Regions from separate parts of the Homo sapiens genome. Here region 1 is linked to region 2. A link is an interaction called in ENCODE POLR2A ChIA-PET data of the cell type or tissue named here. Cell type or tissue: PC-9. All regions are shown on one strand.

Evidence for each region. ChIA-PET counts read pairs that join two places held together with the same protein. Peaks named below come from ENCODE experiments on the same cell type or tissue, not always from the same donor. Only the 100,000 strongest peaks of a DNase experiment are listed, where the experiment ranks them.
Region 1: POLR2A ChIA-PET joins it to region 2 with 14 read pairs; 1 of 35 experiments calls an interaction of 5 or more read pairs at or near these places.

Annotation. Positions count from the first base shown.
Region 1 is chr14:102,595,749-102,598,248 of GRCh38, reverse strand. All of the region lies in intron 2 of RCOR1 (REST corepressor 1), which reads right to left. Among named protein-coding and RNA genes, the nearest start is that of RCOR1, 4.4 kb to the right of the region's middle. In PC-9, no CTCF peak of the experiment used is centred here; no DNase peak of the experiment used is centred here.
Region 2 is chr14:102,033,350-102,035,849 of GRCh38, reverse strand. It overlaps DYNC1H1 (dynein cytoplasmic 1 heavy chain 1), which reads right to left. Exons shown (of 78, transcript NM_001376.5): 54 at 2,366-2,500; 55 at 1,662-1,874; 56 at 1,398-1,525. Among named protein-coding and RNA genes, the nearest start is that of HSP90AA1, 52 kb to the left of the region's middle. In PC-9, no CTCF peak of the experiment used is centred here; a DNase peak (open chromatin) is centred at 1,369; H3K27ac peaks cover 2,426 bases.

The DNA.
Region 1 (2,500 bases), 560 kb before region 2:
CACAGTGGCTCACACCTGTAATCCCAACACTTTGGGAGGCCGAGGTGAGTGGATCACCTGAGGTCAGGAGTTCGAGACCAGCCTGGCCAACATGGTGAAACCCATCTCTACCAAAAATACCAAAATTAGGGCTGCGCAGTGGCTCACGCCTATAATCCCAGCACTCTGGGAGGCCAAGGCAGGCAAATCACCTGAGGTTGGGAGTTCACGACCAGCCTGACCAACATGGAGAAACCCTATCCCTACTAAAAATACAAAATTAGCTGGGTGTGGTGGCCCATGCCTGTAATCCCGGCTACTCGGGAGGCTGAGGCAGGAGAATTGCTTGAACCTGAGAGGTGGAGGTTGAGGTGAGCCGAGATCGAGATCATGCCATTGCACCCCAGCCTGAGCAACAAGAGAAAAAAACTCCATCTCAAAAAAAAAAAAAATTGCAAAAATACCAAAATTAGCCAGACATAGTGGCACACGCCTGTAATCCCGGCTACTGAGGAGGCTGAGGCAGGAGAACTGCTTGAACCCGGGAGGCAGAGGCTGTGTGAGCTGATTGTGCCACTGCACTCCAGCCTGGGCAACATAGAAAGACTCCATTTCAAAAAAAAAAAAAAAAAAAAAAAAAAGGTCGGGCGCAGTGGCTCACGCCTGAAATCCCAGCACTTTGGGAAGCCAAGGTGGGTGGATCACCTGAGGTCAGGAGTTCGAGACCAGCCTGGCCAACAAGGTGAAACCTCATCTCTACTAAAACTACAAAAACTAGCCGGGTGTGGTGGTGTGCGTCTGTAATCCCAGCTACTCAGGAGGCTGCAGCAGGAGGATCGCTTGAACCCAGGAGATGGAGGTTGCAGTGAGCTGAGATCATGCCACTGCACTCCAGCCTGGGTGAAAGAGCGAGACTCTGTCTCAAAAAAAAAAAATCAAAGTCAAATTCCTCCATTCATGCATCTCTACCATAGTTACTTATTTTACTATAATAAAAAAAGAAAAGAAAAAAAGCTGCCTGTTAAGTTTCACGTCCACCTCTCTGTTCAAATTCTAGTAAAAGAGAAGAACAAAGACACACTCAAAACTGAGGTAGGGACAGGGCATGGTGGCTCACGCCTGTAATCCCAGCACTTTGGGAGGCCGAGGGGGGCAGATCACCTGAGGTCAGGAGTTCAAGACCAGCCTGGCCAATATGGTGAAACCCCGTCTCTACTAAAAACACAAAAATTAGCCAGGCATGGTGGCACGCACCTGTAGTTCCAACTACTTGGGAGGCTGAGGCAGGAGAATCACTTGAACCTGGGAGATGGAGGTTGCAGTGAGTCAAGATTGTGCCATTGCACTCCAGCCTGGGCAACAGATCAAGACTCCGTCTCAAAAAAAAAAAAAAAGGCGGGGGGAGGGGCAGTCACAGTGGTTCACGCCTGTAATCCCAGCACTTTGGAAGGACAAGGCGGGGAGATCACCTGAAGCAAAGAGTTCGAGACCAGCCTGGCCAACATGGTGAAACCGCATCTCTAATAAAAACACAAAAATTAGTTGGGCGTGGTGGTGGGCACCTGTAATCCCAGCTACTCTGGAGGCTGAGGCAGGAGAATCACTTGAACCTCGGAGGTGGAGGTTGCAGTGAGCCAAGATCGTGCCACTGCACTCCAGCCTGGGCAACAGAGTGAGACTTGGTCTCAAAAAATAAAAGAAAAAAGAAAAAAACAAGTAGGAGGAGGAAATAAAAACTAGTAAGGATCAAACTCTCAATTCTTAATTTATTACTCAATTCACTACTCTTAAATTGCAGTCATGGAAAGAACCTGTCTTAAGTCTTAAACAGCTAAGAAAGAATTTTGCTATAAAACAAACATCAGTTGGCTGGGCACGGTGGCTCACCCCTGTAATCCCAGTAATTTGGAAGGCTGAGGTGGGTGGATCACCTGCGTTCAGGAGTTCCAGACCAGCCTGATCAACATGGAGAAACCCTGTCTCTACTATAAATACAAAAAATTAGCCAGGCATGGTGGCGCATGCCTGTAATCCCAGCTACTTAGGAGGATGAGGCAGGAAAATTGCTTGAACCCAGGAGGCAGAGGTTGCGGTGAGCCCAGATCACGCCATTGCACTCCAGCGTGGGCAACAAGAGTGAAACTCCGTATTAAAAAAAAAAAAAATGTTGTATCATTTCTATTCCAAAATGGAAGCCTTCCTTCCCCTTAAGCTTTTAAGTTAAATGAAAAGACACATAAAAAACCACTAGGAAATAGTAAAGTCTCAATTTTCTGCCATATCTAGAAAACTGTGTCCCCCTGCTTAGGTTGGCAAAACAAGGTTTGAAATTACTTTACACCAGTTAGATTCCTTTCCAGATTAAAACAAACACAAAATAAAGAAATTTGGGGCCGGGCGCGGTGGCACATGCCTGTAATCCCAGCACTATGAGAGGCCGAGACGGGCGGATCACGAGGTCAGGAGATCAAGACCATCCTGGCTGACACGGTGAAACCCCGTCTCCACTAAAAATACAAAA
Region 2 (2,500 bases):
TTCTGACCCTATTCTTTGGTCACCAAAGTCCCTTGCCCAGGTGATGGCTTTTACCAGTTTTTCGCCTGTCTTTACAGAGAAGGTCTAAGCATTTACAGACACATGTGTCAGTGTGGGAGTTGTGGCCTCGTGGGAGGCCTCTACTGTCCGCTCTGCACCTGTCCAGCCTGTATTCGAATGTCCTGTGTTGGCAAAGACTACCCAGCACCACGGCGTGGTGGGCCCTCAGGAGGGCCATCTGAGTTATCTCCAGTCTTCAGCTGGTACACACTTGGTACCTACACACATTCTGTACCTAGGCCAGGCTACTGTTGAATGAACACCTAGAAGTGGAACTCCTAGGTCAAAGGGTCATTTAGGCAAATCCAGCCCTGCGCACAGGCTGTACTGATTGATTCATACTCTTGCTGGCACCACCCGGTGAGACGTGGAACCCTCTCGGCACCTAGCCCATCTTCACTGCAGTTACATCCCATTTCTTATTCTGTCTTTCCTAAGCAGAAAAACAGGTAGTACTTCCCCTTTAACTAGCTATTTTCAGTTCTTGTAACAGAGGACTGTTTGTTTGAATGTCCACCCCCAAACACAACCCTGCCAATCCACTTTATTTTTATTTTTTTGAGACGGAGTCTTGTGCTGTCGCCCGGGCTGGAGTGCAGTGGCACCATCTTGGCTTGCTGCAACCTCTGCCTCCCGGGTTCAAGCGATTCTCCTGCCTCAGCCTCCTGAGTAGCTGGGATTACAGGCGCCTGCCACCACGCCCAGCTAATTTTCTGTGTTTTTAATAGATATAGGGTTTCACTATGTTGGCTAGGCTGGTCTCAAACTCCTGACTTCGTGATCTGCCCACCTCGGCCTCCCAAAGTGCTGGGATTACAGGTGTGAGCCACTGTGCCCGGCCTATTTTTATGTTTTTTTTTTTTTGAGATGGATTCTCACTCTGTTGCCCAGGCTGGGGTGCAGTGGCGTGATCTCGGCTCACCGCAACCTCTGCCTCCTGGGTTCAAGAGATTTTCCTGTCTCAGCCTCCTGAGTAACTGGGATTACAGGCGCATGCCACCACGCCTGGCTAATTTTTTTGTATTTTTAGTAGAGACAGGATTTCACCATGTTGGCCAGGCTGGTCTCAAACTCCTGACCTCACGTGATCCACTGTGCCTGGCCCCTGCCAATCGATTTTAGAAGGTTACAAGAAGCATTCACTGCAGAATAACTCAGACACTTGACAATAACGAGAACAGCACACGCCCCACCATCAGAGGAGCACCAAGCTGCCAGCACTGTATGCCCACGCCCCATTTTCTATTCCTCTCTTCAAACAAGGGTGTATTTTGAAAAAAATTCAAGATCACCACCCACATTCCTCCCATGCCTCTCCTTGGCACCCGAGCTCATACCTATTGAATCGTTTCAGCATGATGGCATTTTCTGTGCAAAGGTCATCAGCAGGCAAGGAGCTGGCCTGCCAGCGAAGACGCTCATCAGCATTGGAAAGGTATTCCGTCCTGGCAATATCTGTACGGAACTGAAAGGCAAGGCCGTTACCTTTCCTCCTCTTCACAGCCACAGATGGGACTGTTCTCAAGACTCTAACTGTGCACTAAACACCAGCTTGCCTCACACTGCTCGCACATCCTTTTTGAACTCCCCGTGATTCTCACCTGGATGTTGGCTTGCTGTAGGTGATGGGACCAGGTAGTGAACAAGTTCTGACGCATCTGCTGGTCAAAGTAACCCGCGTAGGCAATGAACGCAGCTGACAAGAGACAGTCCCCAGCAATGGTGGACATCTGGTTTTTGAAAGTTTCACTTGTTTTTTCCCATCGTTCACGTTCAGCAGACAAGCTCTTCAGAAGAGCAGTGCTCCGGTTTACCTAAAAGGAAAACCGAACAAGATGCTCAGGGATGAGGCCTTTCAGGATTTATACCGAATCCTGCAAATCGGTTCATCCACATTATGTGCAGGGTTTTGGGTGGGTTAGAAACGTGCCCAAGTTGTTCACAGTCCCAGAGGAGATGAGACCCAGATCATATATAACTAATGACCACACACGACTCAGAATCTCAGCGGGGCAGAAGCTGGGTACGGAGCGAGGCCCTCAGGCAGCAGAGCAAACAGGTCTGGAGCTGCTGGTGGGGGATTCAACGGCTGAAAAGTGTCCAGTTTGTATCAATCTATCCTAATTAACAACACTTAGTGACTACTCAGTGTGTATTATTTTCCAGGAAAAAAGTCCTCCGGGGCCTTACAGATGTTAAAGAGCGAATTCACCGAGGCCAGCATGGTGCATGCAGCGCATGTTGAAGTGTGTTAATCTCTGCTTCCACAGCAGGAAAGGCTGAGGATCAATGATGATAATCTTACTTTTGCCTCGACAGCTGCCAGGTCTGCCTTGATGGCCTGGGCCTCTGAGATCAGGACGGCGTATTCCTCCTTGTAGCGGGCGATGCTGGCTTCCAGGTCTCGGATCATCTGCTCCACCTCGTTGGCCTTCTGCTG